2 separate regions of the Homo sapiens genome follow, and region 1 is linked to region 2. Evidence: chromatin loops called from intact Hi-C (ENCODE). Cell type or tissue: dorsolateral prefrontal cortex. All regions are shown on one strand. Each heading gives the region's core, and the rest is flanking DNA. Links, peaks and the distances in the headings are about the cores only.

What was found. Hi-C counts contacts between places; a loop is a spot of excess contacts. Peaks named below come from ENCODE experiments on the same cell type or tissue, not always from the same donor. Only the 100,000 strongest peaks of a DNase experiment are listed, where the experiment ranks them.
Region 1: it touches region 2 in a loop (5-fold over the local background); 3 of 110 quality-filtered maps call a loop at or near these places.

What each region holds. Positions count from the first base shown.
Region 1 is chr11:42,627,825-42,636,291 of GRCh38, reverse strand. No RefSeq gene overlaps it. Among named protein-coding and RNA genes, the nearest start is that of LINC02740, 380 kb to the right of the region's middle. In dorsolateral prefrontal cortex, for the core only: a CTCF peak has its summit at 4,564 (motif pointing right); no DNase peak of the experiment used is centred there; H3K4me3 peaks cover 544 bases; H3K27ac peaks cover 2,269 bases.
Region 2 is chr11:42,521,326-42,529,792 of GRCh38, reverse strand. No RefSeq gene overlaps it. Among named protein-coding and RNA genes, the nearest start is that of LINC02740, 270 kb to the right of the region's middle. RefSeq lists an enhancer at 2,784-3,284. In dorsolateral prefrontal cortex, for the core only: CTCF peaks have their summits at 4,773 and 4,973; a DNase peak (open chromatin) is centred at 4,962; H3K27ac peaks cover 1,570 bases.

The sequences.
Region 1 (8,467 bases), core at 168-8,167, 110 kb before region 2:
GAGGCTTTTCCAGGCATATGATGCAAGCCGTCGGTGGATCTACAATTCTGGGGTCTGGAGGATGGTGGCCCTCTTCTCACAGCTCTACTAGGCAGTGCTCCAGTAGGGACACCGTGTGGGGGCTCCAACCCTACATTTCTCCTCCACACTCCCCAACAGAGGTTCTTCATGATCACCCCCTCCCTGCAACACCCCCCACACCCTGCAGCAGACTTTTGCCTGGGCAGCCAGGCATTTCAGTACATCTTCTAAAATCTAGGCAGAGGTTCCCAAACCCCAATTCTTGACTTCCGTGCACCCGCAGGCCCAATACCACATGGAAGCTGCCAAGGCCTGGGGCTTCCACCCTCTGAAACCACAGCCAAGCTGTTACGTTGGCTCCTTTCAGCCATGGCTGAAGAGGCTGGGACATAGCACCAATTCCCTAGGCTGCACACAGCGCGACAACCCCGGCCTGGCCCATGAAACAACTTTTTCCTTCTGGTCCTCTGAATTTGTGATGGGAAGCGCTGCCATGAAGGTCTCTGACATGGCCTGGAGGCATTTGCCCCAGGGTCTTGGGGATTAAAATCAGGCTGCTTGCTACTTATGCAAATTTCTGCAGCTGGCTTGAATTTCTCCCCAGAAAATGGGTTTGTCTTTTCTACTGAATGGTCAGGCTGCAAATTTTCTGAACTTTTATGCTCTGTTTCCCTTTTAAAATTGAATGCTTTTAACAGCACCCAAGTCACCTTTTGAATGCTTTGCTGCTTAGAAATTTTTTCCGCCAGATACCCTAAATCATCTCCCTCAAGTTCAAGGTTCCACAAATCTCTAGTTCAGGGGCAAAATGCCGCCAGGATCTTTGCTAAAACACAAGAGTCATCTTTGCTCCAGTTCCTACAAGTTCCTCATCGCCATATGAGACCACCTCAGCCTGGATTTTACTGTCCATATCACTATCAGCATTTTGGGCAAAGCCTCTCTAGGAAGTTCCAAACTTTCTCGTATTTTCCTATCTTCTTCTGAGCCCTTCAAACTGTTCCAGTCTCTGCCCGTTACCCAGTACCGAAGTTGCTTCCACATTTTCAGGTATCTTTTCAGCAATGCCCCACTCTACTAGTACCAATTTACTTTATTAGTCTGTTTTCACGCCACTTATAAAGGCCTACCCGAGACTGGGAAGCAAAGGAGGTTTAATTGGACTTACAGTTCTACATGGCTGGGGAGGCCTCAGAATCATGGTGGAGGGCTAAAGACACTTCTTGCATGGCGGCAGCAGCAAGAGAAAATGAGGAAGAAGCAAAAGTGGAAACCGGCCTCAGTGATTCAATTACCTCCCCCTGGGTCCCTCCCACAGCATGTGGGAATCCTGGAAGATACAATTCAAGTTGAGATTTGGGCAGGGAGACAGCCAAACCATATCACCACATTTTGTTACAGTTAAAACTTTAATGTTTCCAAATAGGTGTGTCTCAATCTATATATCTTGCTTTCAAGACTGCTTGTCAAAGTGCATGTGCAGGCAATACTTAAAATGTGGTGCTTGATAGTGGATGTGGTGTTGCAAAGGCAGGCTGATACCTACCGGTATGTATTGGTTTATAAATACAGCCTCAAATAATATAGAACCTAACAAAGAGATCTTAGAGGCCATTTAATCCAAACTCTCATTATACATGTTGAGAAAATGAGGCACAGAGATGTTAAATGACTTGTCCGAGTTAATAATGTATGTGACTTTGTATGTTTGGGACTAAAATTGAGGTTTTCTGACTCTTCTTCTGTTATTCTTACCACTACACTACTATATTGTACTTCAAGTCAAATAAAAATTCAGACATCACTGAATGTAATACTGATTGGAGAGGAGCTTCCAGTGAATGAGAACGGTGCCAGGGCCCTGTATTCTAATGGCATGTGTTGATTCCAGCCACTATTTGTGGTGTTCAAAGGAACCCACATCTGCAGGCTCACAGCATTACTCTAGTTAAGAGTCAGAAAGTAACTGAGTGGGGATTAAAATAGTTCCTGGTAGTAAAACAGAATGACAGCCTCATAGAATTTGATTCTGTTTTCAATATTTTATAACAATTTCCTTTTTCTCCAAATGAATGGTGGTTCATGTGGTTCCAGGATGAATTTCTCTTGTAAAGGTTCTTACTCTTTAAGAAATATAGACACAGCCATAAAAACAATTCAGTCTTTTACCTCATTGCCTTCTTTCTAAACTGGTAATAAATTGTTGGCTGAGGCTAGATAGGCACATAATAGGTAGTGAGAAAACCCTCCATCAATGAGAAGATTTATCTGTGAGTAGTCAGAGAAACATTCCTTTATGCAATAAATACTAGAGGTGGGAGATATGGGCCAACAAGGAATGAATTGACTATAAAGAGGCATTTATCAGGATGATGGTAAATATCAACCTTCAAAAAAGGAGAATTCCATAAACCACAGTCAGTACTTAAATTTTTATCATGATATTTTTGACAGAATCTGCCTCATGCTTTAAGCATTTTTCCTTAAACAAATTTATTCTAGACTTCCCTAAAGATTTTGCTTCCAACACTTCTCTATGTCTTATGTTGAAGCCTTATTGCTATGTAGCATTAGCTATATTTTTGGTATTTTTGTTTGGTTTATTCGTTTAGCAGAGTTTGGTTTATTCTACTCTTTCTACCTGGTACCTGTCTGGTTATTACTAATATGGACAGAGAATTTTCAAGGTTACATTTAGTCTTTTGGAAAATGCTAAATGCACAGATGGGGCTCAGTAATTAGCTACTGATTACTTTTTGGAACTGGGTATTCTCCTCCTGCAAGACTATTAACTTACTTTTCAAATGATAACTTTTAAGGTGTTAACTATTTTTTGTGAAATCTTCATTATAGATTTATAGGAGTCTTCCTTCTGTTGGAACTACGATTACTTGTACATTTCTTTACATCATGGAGAGATGTACAAAGTTGTGTAGAAGACCCTTTGTAGATAAGCATCTTTTGTAGATTTTGTATTATAACTCTAAAGGTTTGTTCATTATTCTGGAAGGGCAAGGACTGAAACTGGGCCTAAGTAGTGGAAGATGCATTTCTTTTCATTGACAGCTATATTCGGATTCATCATCCATGTTACACTTTTTTTTCAACCAGAAATTTGAATTGTGGAATATCAGCTCATTTGTAAACTGCTTGCTAATCACCATCTTAACTTTATATGAATAGAAATAATTTGAGGTTGGTGTAAATGTGAGAGATTCAGACTGCAAAGTGCAAGCTATGAATTGACGACCCCACCCACCTACTGCCAAGCACTGTTTTGAACTCCCTGATTAAAACTGGGAAAGTCCAATTTGATGTCTGATAGTGCATTGACATGGTGGGTGGAATACTTGGACTGAATTAATTCAACAAGCATTTACTGGGTACCTTTTATGTTTTTGGATTAGTAGGCTAATGTAATTGAGGCAGAATCACTGCATATCCAGAGCTAAAATTTGCTGAGCACTTACTATGTTCCTGTAACTCTAGTTAGCACTTTGCATACAGTACTTCATCAAATCTTCAGAAAAGTCTTGAAGCAAGTATTGGTATTACCGAAAACTTATAGATAGGAGAAGTGAGACTCAAATAGGGCAGGTAATTTGCCCTGGGTCACTCACCTTATAGCAAAACTGGGAGTAGAGGCCATTCTTGTGTGATTCCAGAGCCCCTGATGGGAACCTAATTGCTGTGCAGCATCACAACTGAAGGGTTTGATGAGCCTCATTCCCCTCTGCAATTTTGCTCAGCGTTAGCATTAGGAACCCTAGATTTTGTTTTGTATTTATTTCCAGTAATTGTCAACCTACTTGCCAATTTCTTTGTGTTCAATAAATGTTTGCTGAATTGATGCATGTCTAGAGAGGGATGCTCCTCCTCATGGTTTCTGCACTGACCTTGAATGGCTTCTCATTTCATTTCTTAAAACAGAGATAATGCAGAGGTACTAAAAAGGACAAAGGCGATCAAATAACCGAGTTAAAATGTGTTTTTTCCCAAACACTAATAACACAACATTTGAATGAAAGTGTTGAACACAACAGATTATTTTTTTCCTCTTCCGAAGGGTACAGTTATTCATGAAGTGAAGGACAAAGGCATTTTGTTGCATTCTTATGAAAGAGAAACATATATCAGAGGGCATAATAAAATTTTCGATAATAGAGTTTTGCCTTTCTATGCCAAGCCTATCTTGCAACATACATTCTTAATGAAGGAAAAGATCAACAAGCCACAGACATATTTTTTTGCGAGATAGAAAGCAATTAGAAAATATAAAAGCGAGGTAAGAAAAAAGCTCCAACAAACTGGAACAATTACAAGCATTATAAGAAAATCAATAAAATAAAATCAAACCTCCTCTTAAGGCAACAAGTCTATCCAAGTATTGTTACAGACTATCTGATTATTACAAAGAAATCTCAGTTTGGAACATTACAGTGAAATTAAATAAAGCCACAGATGTTAGGACAAAGCATGTGAGTCAGCTTTTATGCTTTGTGAGGATGTGACCTCATGAAATATATCCTTTTGCAGAGAGAGATCTGCAGAGGGCGCCAAATTAACTGAATCAGGATAGAATAAACAAGAATTGGGATTCACTTTCAATCAAGTTACTGGTTAGTCATTTCAGTCTTATTCATCAGCCAATAATATTGAGTTAGAATGGAAGGCACAGGATTGTGCTAGATAATGCAGAAAGTGCTTTTCAAACTCTCTGTCCTCCCCACTGATTTCAAAAACTTATTCATCTCTCAAGAGTCATATCAATTGCTACCTCCGCTGGGACATTATTCCTGATTTTTTTAGGTAGAATGAATCACTCCCTTTTCTGGGCTGGACAGCAATTTATTTAGTTGTAAGCTCTCCCATGCATATCTTATAGCTCTTAGTCATTCCACTGTCATGGTTTCCCTATAGCTGTCTCTGCAGGTTAAGAACCATGTCTTATTGACAAAGGCAGCAGAGAAGCAAATGGTCAAAGAGCATTTTCTGAGGGATAAATAAGGGAACAAATCTAGAAAAAAAAGAACAATTGTCTTAAGCTAACACCCCTTTATCAATTTCCACCTATGAAATGGGTTTATATCATTTATTCATTCAACAAATATTTACTAAAAACTCATCATATTCCAGGCACTTTGTTAGGTTTAAGGGATACAGAAATAAGACATGATACCTCAAATCAAGGAGATCTTGGTTTAGGAAATTTGTAGACTTATTTAAAATACTTTACCATATGCCAAATTGAAGGTTATATATTTTCTTTACCACAATTAAATAAAAAAACTGGCCTATTATTTTCAAAAGTGTCAAAGACAAGGAAAGCTTGAGGAACTGTTTCAGACTGAAAAAGATGAAAAAGCTTTGGGAACAAAATGCAATGCCTGATTCTGCAACTGCACCCTTTTGCTGTAAAGGAATTAACTGGAGCAACTGTTTTGAAGGATTAGATGCTAGTAGCATATTAGGATTAATTTTATGATTTCGATGATTTTACTGAGTATGTAGGGGAATGTTCTTCTTGTAGAAAGTTTTTTGGGCAGAAGGAAAATATTACCAGATGGAAATCTGGATTTACATAAAGAATATTGGAAATGGTAAATATTAAATAAAAACAGCAAAATATTTCATGTAGAAATTCACAAAGATGTTTCTAATTTCAGTCACTTCAGTGACTTGATGTTGCCAGAGTTGGTTTTGTTTGTTTGTTTGTTTGTTTCTTGGAGAATGTTACATTCTTTTAACATCCAACAAAATCATTATGTGTGCTGGAACAAACCACTCGTGAGAGGTTTTCAAGGATGAGTGTGCCTTTGTACATGATAGCTTCTCCGGTTTCTCAGAAGTCAAAACCAGTCACAAAGTTTGTGACTTTGTTCAAAAGAAGAGTGGGGCCACTTGTTCCCAGGAAAAATCATTGCACCATCTGGTAAGTCATGGGTAGGAAGGTGAGCATTTTGTACTTTTATTTTTAAAGATAGCTTTAAAAAACACATATGTATATATAACTATAAGGAAAAATAGGATATTACTTATAATAAGAACACACGGAGAGAATTGCTTTAATATTTTAGTGTAGTCCTTCTATCTCTTATGATGCATATGTAGCATGTATGAATTCTACCCTACAACTATATTGGCAAGAAGCATATTTTTGTTTCTCCAAGCAAAATTAAATGAGTCTTTGCATACTTTTCTTTGCATTCCTTTCACTATCATATCTTCCTAGAATTCCACAAGAAATCTAGAGATTTCAATGGTACCCCAAAATGAAGGGCCATCTTTAATCCATCAGAGCTCCAACTGAGACATCCACTGATTAGGTGATGTGGATCTATCTTCTCAATTCTGCTGTACCAAGGAGCTTTATCTATGGCCCCAAAACCACAGCTCTCAACATCATGGCTCTTCATGTGGAGGGTTTCAAAAATCTACAATCCACCTGGACAATGTCCTGTCTCTTGGCCATTCTGCTCCCATAAATCTCCAAATCCCCAACCCTCTTCACTTGGCTCAGGATACTCCCTTGTTGCTGGACATCTCAGGGTTGTATCCCTCACCCTATGCACAGACTTTAGCTTTTTGCTTTTGTGATCCTTGGCTTTTTTTTTTTTTTTTTTTTTTTTGAGATAGAGTCTCACTCTGTCTCCAGGCTGAAGTGCAATGGCACAATCTTGGCTCACTGCAACTTCCACCTCCCAGGTTCAAGCAATTCTTCTACCTCAGCCTACCAAGTAGCTGGGACTACAGGTGTGTGCCACCATGCCTAGCTAATTTTTGTATTTTTAGTAGAGACGGGGTTTCACCATGTTGGCCAGGATGGTCTTGATCTCTTGACCTTGTGATCAAGGTCAAGACGGGCGCATCTCAGCCTCCCAAAGTGCTAGGATTACAGGCATGAGGCACTGCGCCTGGCCGAGCCTTGGCTTTTAACAACAGAACAGCTTGCTTATCTTGAGGAGATCTCTGGATTTCATGATCCTTCTCCCTGAGGATGTGTGTTATATAACTATTTCTTTCTGATTCTTCTGCAGTGGTAAAAGTACCACATATTTTAATAAATTATCCTGCCACAAATCTCATAACTTTGTATTTTATAGTATTTAATTATTTCAGCTTAATTGAGTTCATATTTATTGTGGGACAAACAACAAATATACTACGTGGGACCCAACAATGAATAAATTTTCTGCAGTTGAGAAACTCATAGTTTGGTGAAGAGTATAGTTCCCCACATGACTATATTGATGGTCTGCGGTCCATATGAGTGATGGTCTATAAGGGACCATGTTTCTGAGAAGGAGCCTCTCTTTTTCCTTTGATGTTCCTGTTCCTGTCTGCAGCTCCACACCCCCAGCAGACACACATAAGCACAGGTGCAAGTTATTAACATCTGTGATGCTGCATAGGGAAGTAATTTAGCGATTCTTTAGACTTAGTGATGCCAAGAACCGCAGGTGTTTCTGAAACCTTCCTTTCAGTTGATTTCAACTCTTTTCTCTCTTACAGCAAGAGTGGGAGTTGTTGGTGTCCATAGATACCTGCTGGGTACAGAGACTAGTTCCAGATGCTGCTATAATATGTGGCTCACCCAGGCAGAAATACCCCTCATTAAGACTAAATTCTGCCAGTAGCGATGCTTACTTGGCTTTTCCTACTGTGTGGTAACTGAATATTGACTATGGTTCTTCTATTGGAGCCACCCAATTCCAACATTAGAGCATCTCAGAAACAATTGTTTAATTGGGTCTTTACAAAAACAACAAAATAATGTGTTCAAAGTGCCAACATTTGGAATGAGAATTCTATTAAGAAAGTATATATAATATAAATAGATGACATTTATTGATACACTTGGTATAGTGTTGTGTTCTTATATAAAATTAACCTACTTAATTCTCATAACTTCATGAGGTTGATACTATAATCTTTCATTTTATTTATAAGTAAGCCCAAGCTTCAAGTTGTTATGCCCAAGGTCAACAGAACAAATGGTGACAGAACTAAATATTGTGGTCTCAGCTCCTATGCTCTTTGCATGAGATTTTACTGTCTTAGAATATGTGCAAAACTTTAAATGATATTCAATATGGTTCTGAATTTAAACTATTAGCTGCTTCCCTAGACAAAGTGCCCATATCATTCTTGTCTTTACATAGCCTGCATTGGAATTACTGGTGCATTTTTTTAGAGTACTTATTATAGTTTACAGAAAACTTTTAGTTATTGCACTTCTATTTGCTCCAAGTTACCTATCAGTACTATCCTTATTCACTGACGTCTATGAAAATTTGTTCCCTTCTCCGCTAAATGCCTGCTGCTAATTATTCATGATGGAGTCCATTAATTTTCTATAGCTGCTACAATAATTTACTGCAAACTTAGTGGCTTAAAAGAACACAAGTTTATTATCTTACAGTTTTGGAGTTTAGAAATCTGATGA
Region 2 (8,467 bases), core at 203-8,202:
TACACCTCCACGATGACATGGTATGACCAATTTGGAACTATAAGTACTGTTCCCTTCTTCATACTTTCTTTATTTGAAGTGTGATCTGGCTAAGAAAACTGATGTTTTTATTTGTTTGTTTGTTTTCCCTGGAGTGAGTGAGGTAAGCAAAACATGATTGGGCAAAAAGGAATGACTTCACCAGACTCTCCTTCTCACTCTCCTGAAAAGAGATGAAAGATGAAGTCCAAATTAGGATAATCCACTCTGATACTTTCTGAGAAATGGAGGTCACCCTTTAGTTGGCCACACCAGTTCTGCTCTGACCACATTAGTGGTCTTTGCAAAGTCACATTTATTTTCAGAATGAATGCTTTCATTTATGTATGGTCACCCAGCTTCAGCATTTCAGAATATCCTTGAAATAAGGTCAGGGAAACAAACGCTCAGGCTTTTCATTTTGAATTATTTAGAACGAGGAGGATGACTTCTGTCTGAAGCCCATGATTTGGCTGAGACAAGCCAAAAGCAAATTATGTTTTCCAGGGTAGTAATCACCCGATCTGATAGGGGCTACTGACGTATTTTTCTGGTACTTGACCTGTGCTAGGGGCCTTACTCACTTAAGTTTATGTAATCCTCACCACCATCCAATGAAAAATGCAGTATTGTCTTTCTTTTATCAGATAATAAAAATGATTCAGAGGTGTCAGTGAATGGTCAATGATCACAAGTCAGTACATGGGGAGTTGGATTTACATCTGAATTTACTGGATTCCTAAAATTGTGTTTGTTCTGCTGCACTCTTAGGGCAAAAGGGAGAGGATCTGGCTTGCATTCATCCATTCCAAGATTAATGCCTCTCCTCTGTGTGTCTCAGGGAGTGCAAGTTTCAGAGTCTTTAAGAGAAATGGCAAAAGGCTGGTAGGCTGCTGAGGGGAATATTGGGGCTGTTTAATTACATTTTCTCTAGTCTAGAGGCATTTTTGGAAAGAGTCTAGATGAAATAAATAAACCAGCAATTTCTTCTCAGTGGTCAAATACACAATATGAGGATCCTGGAATCTAACAGCAACTTGAGAGAATTAAAACTTGGATTTTGATTACAAGGATAGGCTTTGGGGCTCAGACTTTAGATCCATTGCTGAATAAGCATTTTACTTGCTGAGTATTTTTCTGGGCAGGTTACTGCATGTTTCTGGGGCTCAGATTCTTGGTCTGTAAAATAAATACAAAATTACTTTCTTTTTAGTTTTTTTTTTTGATGATTTAATGTGATAAGTAATGCAGGTGCTTGGCACATAATAGGTTGTTTGTAAATGGCAACTATTAATCGCTTCGAGTTAGAACATTTGGGATCTGTTTCTGGTTCTTCTATTATCTCACTTTTAAACCTTTGCTTAGTTACTTAATATTTATGGGTACAAGCTAATGCAAAACCAATGCAGCAACAACAAAAAGCCCAAAGACAAAACAATAAAATTTTAAAAACTCATAAAATAGGGGGTTTGAATTATTTCTCAACATTTTTCCTACCAAGGATTCCTTCTTTTAGTCTCCCTCGATTACTTGAACTGCAATTTATTAATACCTAATTTGTTTTCTTATTTTCTTGTTTTCTTATTTTTAATTAATCAAAGATGTGTATATATATAATAATAATAAGTATTAGGCCTACAATAGAAAGACAAAGCAGTAGTAAATCTGGTTAATGAGTCCTTGTTTTCATTAACAAAAGAGGCCTTGTTTATGTAAATATTCAATTTCAAATAGCTATTTTTTGAATATATAAAATAGTTCAAGGATCCTCACTGATGATTTCTTGGAACCTTGGAGATTTGAGAACTCCAGGTTTGGCACCACAGTGCTGGACCTTGTCTAAGGGCCTTCAGGTGTATTAGGTCTTCAAAACCTTTGGCCTGTCCTTAAATTTCAAGATTGTTTTCCCCTAATTTTCTCCTTTTTCTGTCCTAATTTCTGCAAAACCTATTCACCATTGCTAGAATTCATGTACTCGGACTTTTACTCCCTTTTTGATAATAGCCACTTTTAGGGCCAGGGCATCACTCTGGACCCTTGCTAGTCAAAGTGAGCCAAGTGATACAAATGCACCAACGGCATTTGTATCACTTGGCTGCTTGTTAGAAATGCTGAATTCCAGCCCCCACTTTGGGCTTTCTGAACCCGAATCTGTAATTTAGCAAAATCCCTAAGAGGTTTGTATAGTCATTAAATTTGAGAGGCACTGGAGTAGAATGCAGATTAGAACTCAGTATGGAGCAATTTCCTAGTAAATTCGAATTCCTGATCTGTTACCTGGAACAAGCTATTCAACTGTTGTGAGCTTCAGTAAAAGAAAGGCAAAGAGCTTGCTTGTCTTACCTAGTGGTTTTGTTGTTAGTCGCAGGAAAATAATCAATAATAAAATATCTCATAATGTTGTCAGCTGATCTATGACCCCAAAGTGCATATCATTGCATCACTCTTCGATTTTTTTTTTAAGAATCAGAATGAATTGTAAAGTTAAATAAGTCCTCTTGCAATTCAGGAAACTCCTATAAGTCAAGTCACCACTCCTCTGCAATTCCCCTAGGAATTGTGAAACGCCCCCCTTCTCTGCTCTGTCCATACTGAGTTAGAGTTATCTGTTAGTCCCTCTGCATCCCCCTGAGATTTAGGAGTTCCTTGAAAGCATTGTCATGTAGACCGTATTAGACCCACCTCTGCTTTCTCCCTTACTTCTCTGTGCTTCTCCACCTCCTCCCAGTGCCTAGAACAGAGTGGGCTCTCCATATATGCTTGTTGAGTGAATAAATAGATGTAAGATATAATAATACTTGACAGCATCTCTCTGAAAAAAAAAATGCAGCCAGGGCAGTGGGTACCTCTACCACCTGTTTAATAGGGTTGTTAAGAGAATCAAATGAGCTTGGACACACAGTATCCCTATGTGAGCTGTAAAACACTGGATAAAATGAGAGAGCATTATTAGGCATATGCGGTCTGGCAGGGTCTTACAGATGGCAGTCACCTGTCATTATGAAAACTGTCTTTAAGCCAAAGCCAAAACAGTAGTGATTTCAGAGGCTCTTGGGGCAGTGAATTGTAAGCTTTTATCTCTGCTCCCTCCTGAGACCAAGTTTTCATTTATCATGTGTATTTGCTCCAGGGTAGTGTATCTGCTGTTGTTCTTTTGTTGTCTAGAGTAGTGGGGCCACCTTGTTGAGCTGGCATGCATACCCTGCTTCCGGGAGCTGTGGGCAGCCTTCTGGGGTATTGCATTTGGTTGGCAAGGGCTCTCGTCCTGTCCTGTGCCATGTGCTTGCAGCGTTTTCATGCTGTGTTGCCTCATTAGGGAGACTCACTCAGACTGTTTTGCTAAAAAACAATAAGGTCTGCACTGGGATAGAACACAGTTGAATAGACATTTATCTTTTCACAGGGCAAATCAATGAGTAATTTTCTGGTTTGAATGCTATATTTAACACCCCGTCTGGGGAAATGCTGTCAACCATGTCCTATTCCAAGGTGGCTTTATTAAAAGACTGTAAAAAAATCGTATTTAATATTCCTGGAATATACTTTTTTTCTTTGCTTAAACGTTTCCAGGGAGTAGTTGTTCCTCGTATCCTGGTCCTGATGCATAACCTTCTTAGGAATGGGCTATGTGTTGACAATGTGCACTCATGTGGGGTAGTATTCTTTGAATGCCAGTGAGGTAGAAAGGCAGACAGGCTCTTTACTATATCAAATTCAAAACCCAAGCTCTCTCCTCTACTGCATGTTAAAGGCAAGGGTGTAAAAACACTTCAATCTGTCAATTATTGGACTCCTGCCCATAGCAAAGCAGAGAAATGAATCAGGTGAGGGGCTAAGTCCATTAATGACCAGCCTCGTACTGTCATCAAGAGTAGAATAGTCCAGTTGACTTGAATTTCATTCAGCAACTGAGCCACTTACAATTTGTGACCTAAGAGACCTCCAGCTTCAATGTATTTCTTTGTTTTCAATCTATATTCAGGCATCCCAAAACTGTTTTCTTTCATCCAATCTCGTCAATGTACAGATGAAAAAAAAGAAGTCTCAGAGAGATCAAGCGACCTGTTCAAAGTCACACAGCTCACATTAGCAGAGCTGAGATGATATCCTCTACTGGTGAACTGAACCCATTGTCCTCATAGAGGAATGGTAGGGTTCATGGAGACTGGGAGGGCAGTTAGTTATGTTCACTGGGAGAACAAAAGGTTGAGGCTACTTTGTGGCTGTAGGACCTTGAGAGATCTGCTTAGATATTCTTTAAGGCCTCTCCTCTGAATTAGTCTCATCTATGCAATGGGGATACCAGCACATACACAGGTTTTTGTGTGTATTAAATGAGATCATATTTGTAAACTCCTAGGGCACTGCAGAAACATTGAAGTATAGACACTCCCAACAGACCCTTCCATTTCTGACATATTAGAGTTTTGAGTTGTACAAATACTGGGTTCTCATTCTTCATGTATCAGAAAGCAACTTGGAAAATGTGCTTGAAAAATATAACCATATGACATTAAAACAGTTTTCCTTATATTGAGTTTAGAAATATTTTATCACTGATTTTAGAAAAAACTGCTCTTAGAAACCCTTAAAGACCGTTTTCAAAGAAAGGTCTAATGCAGTGCAGCAGACTTCTCTGACTGGGTAGACTTCTAAGCTTGGGTAAGCTGTTGTTTTTGTTTTGTTTTGTTTTCTCTAGGGACAAATGGGTCATTCATGAAATCTCATGGGAATCCATTATTCGTGATATTCTTACGTTGGCACTAGCTTAACATCATGCAGGATAACAAGCTGTAGGTCCAAACACCAAGGAAGGTAGCCCTGTGCCACGAAAACCAATGTTGTCCTACTTCCCTGGCTAGTGCAAAACCTCTGGGGTTACCTTGATCTCATTTCAGGGCAGTTTCCCGAGCTCAGCAACTCCCTCAAAGCAGTTCTTACAGTTAGCTGTAGATGGCGATGTTGCACCAAGAACCTTCATAGTGGCTGTGGCAGGCAGAAGAGCGTCCAGCTGTGGCCTGCTGAGGCTCAATTCTGCAAACCCTATTTTAAGTTCCTGTGGTTGGTCATAACCCAGCAGTTCCCCTCCTGGGTCCCCTGCCTACCAATCATTCTCCCCAGCTACAAGCCAAGAAGGAGACTTCTGTCTCCCCTACCTCCTCCCTACTTTCCTTTACAGTGGGCTGTGATTAATGGCAGCACTAGTGAACAATTGAGAGGGAGAAGGTACTTGACTAATGCAAGAGCAGAGAGATTAAATGCAAACGGGTGCTGAACCTCTTTAGCGAGACCATCCTTGCAAATTTGTTTTCCCTTTCTTCTATAGGGGCCCCCTCCTTAGTGTGGAGACAGGCACAGTGACTTTATTAATCAAGGTACTTTGCAGGGGCTGATGAATTTTAACAGCAAATTGTCACTTACAATCCTTTGCTGTCTCATGTATCCCTGAGCACTGGTTATTTCATCGTCACCGATTAATCAAGACAGCCACAAAGCCACCCTGGAGTTTATTAGCAGAAAACATATTGTCTCTTCCTCAGAAACAACCTTTTTCTGTTACATCAAATGTGAAAACTACCTTTGCTTTAGTTTTTGATTGAGAGCCACACACAAGACATAGTTACCCTTTTATATTTTTCAAGATGATCATTAATAAGATTTTCCCAAATCTTATTATACTTCCTTGCTATAAGGACTCCTGAGGATTGACAGAAACAGACTTGAGACAAGATACTTTTTAACCTATAGTGGTTCTCAAACCTAACTGCATGTTAGAATTATTTACAGAGCTTTTTAAAAACACGCTCCTGGGCTGCATTAAATGCAAATGATTACAGAATTTCTGGGGCTCTTGCCTGGGTATGGATAAAGTTTTCTCATGCAATTTGCAGCCTGGATTGGCAGCTGGTACAAAACAATCTTGCTCACCTGAAGATGGTATGCTCATGTACAAAACGAGGGACTTTTATCTGTATGGGGTTTTTGTGGTACTTCAATGATGTCCGTCTCTCTCTTTACTGACTTTCTGCAAGACAGAACAACTTTGGTAGCCAGATATTTGCATATTGCATTTCTTCTATTCTTGCATTCATTCACTCACTCATTTATTCATTTCAATAAACATTTATTTGCCATTTTCCTCTGAGCCCGATTAAATCTCTGCCATCACAATTGTTAATATTCAGCAAATACTTACAGAAACTACATTTCATTACAGTTACGATAAAGGCTATGAAGGAGAAACACAGGGTACCATGAGAGCATTTGATGAAGACTGAATCTTGCCTGTGAGTCAGAAAAGCCTCCCGTAGGAAATGGCATTTACAGGGAGACCTGAGAGTTGATAGGAATCGGCCTGATGAGAGGAATGGTGGGAAGAGGGAGTCAGAGAAAGAATAAACTGTGCAAATGGCCGGTAGGAAGATGGCTTATTATAGGTATCAGAAGGAGGCCTAGGGGGAGAATAATAGAGTTTGAGGGTGTAGGGGTGGAAAGAGTGTAGTACCTGTTTTCTTCATCCTATGGGTCATGGCTGGTATTCCTATAACAAAAGACAAGTTAACAAGAGAAAAGTAGAACATATTTAATTAATCCAGATTGTACAGCCATGTAGAAATATGATTGGACAAAAAGGGAATGATCTAATAATAATAGACTGAGTGGGGAAACCTAGCAAGGCCTATCTGTTTGAAACATTCTTGGTCTTGTTGTGACATTTCTTCCGCCCAGTTATGGGGCAGGATCCCTTCTGGAATGATGGTTTTATAATCTACTTTCAGACAAGGTAACTCAAAACATTTCTTTAAAACTGGGTCTTATACAGAAAAGCAGGGGAAGATTAGAGCAATATTTCTAGGTTTTATGGCTGGTTTTGGGGGAGAAGGATTCTGGTTTCTAAGACCCACTTTGGGGAAGAGGGATTCTAGTTTCTAGGGCTTGCCTTAGAAATGGAAGGAAAGCAGCAGAAAAGAAGGGCAGGAGGTGAGAAAGACACTTTGCTTCTGATGACCTTCTAATGTTTTTCAGTTCAAATTTCTCAGTGTACCAAGGTGCCATACTTTGGGGTGTTATTTCCTGAGCCTCAGCAAGTCTAAGGGGTAGGTAAGAATGGATTTCACAAGACCTTGTAGGTCATTTTTGGGACCTTATCTAGAAATTAAAGAAGCTTTTGCATAATCTTTTTTAAAAAGTTGAATGGTTAGACTAGTGCGTTAAAAAATATTTAGGAGAAAAAAATTCCTGAATGGCAAAGTAAAGACCTTCAAAAATCTACTCCTTTATAAAAGCAACAGTGGCAAGAATTATTGAAGTCAAACTTTTTCAGAACTCTGGAAATTAGCCAAAAGCTTGCAAAAATTTGAGGACTGTTTAAGAAAAATGGCTGGAGATTAGTGAGAACGGTGAGAATGTGGTGTTTCGACTTATTCTATTCCAATCTCCTAATCTCCGGGTCCCCAGCAGTGTGGAAAACTAGCAGGCTTATAACCATGGCAGCGAAAAAGTCCAGATGCCTAATAGTTACTACAGGGGTCAGAAAAGGTTGGATGTTTCTCAAGAAGACCTGTCCCCAGGGAATTGTCACTCTTTGACTCACCCAACAGTTCCCTAGAAAAGCTTCTTCTTACAAGGTTTGTCTTTGTTTGATCTGACTCAGAGATCATTCAGTGGGAAAAGTCCTTTTCCCAGGGCATTTGATGAGGATCATTGGCCAATTGTTTAACATTACAACTGTGTAGGGTGGGGATGCCAGTTGAGGCAAATAAGAGACTGACCAAAAACTTTAAAGGAAAATCTTGGAATTGAGATGCTTCTACAAGGCATTGGAAAGCTCTGACATATTCCTGGAATTTAGAAGGCATGTGCATGTACAGGACTGTATACATAACTCCTGGTAGCTGTGAGGCCTCTGGATTAAAACAACAGCAAAAACAACAGCAGCAAAAACCTGAGAAGACCTTAATCTTTCACCTCTTGCTGAACTTGAGGGTCTCTGCAAGCAGGAAGTAAACATTCAGTGTTGACTTTGTGCTCTACCACACACACACAGCCCCATAGCAAATGATGGGGGACTTACCGATTCAAGATATTTAAGAACATCTCTGTTCAGTCATTAGCTAACCACTGAGCTAACCAAGCAGAGACTCCAGTCAGGGATAAAACATAACAAAGTATATAGAGTTTGCAGAACTGGATAAACAAATTCCTTAAACAAACAGTAGTAGTAGCAGCAGCAACAATAACAACAACAACAATAGCAACAATAAACAGCAATAATAAAAAACCATGGTTTGGGGGAGTAGGTCTGATTTTCCAGACTTGCCTCAAATATTATTCAAAATAACCAGTTTTAAAAAACAAATTTAATAGATATGTGAAGAAACAGGAAAGTGTGGCCTATTCACACAGAAATAAAAAGCAGACAATAGAAATTGTCCCTGAAGAAATTCAG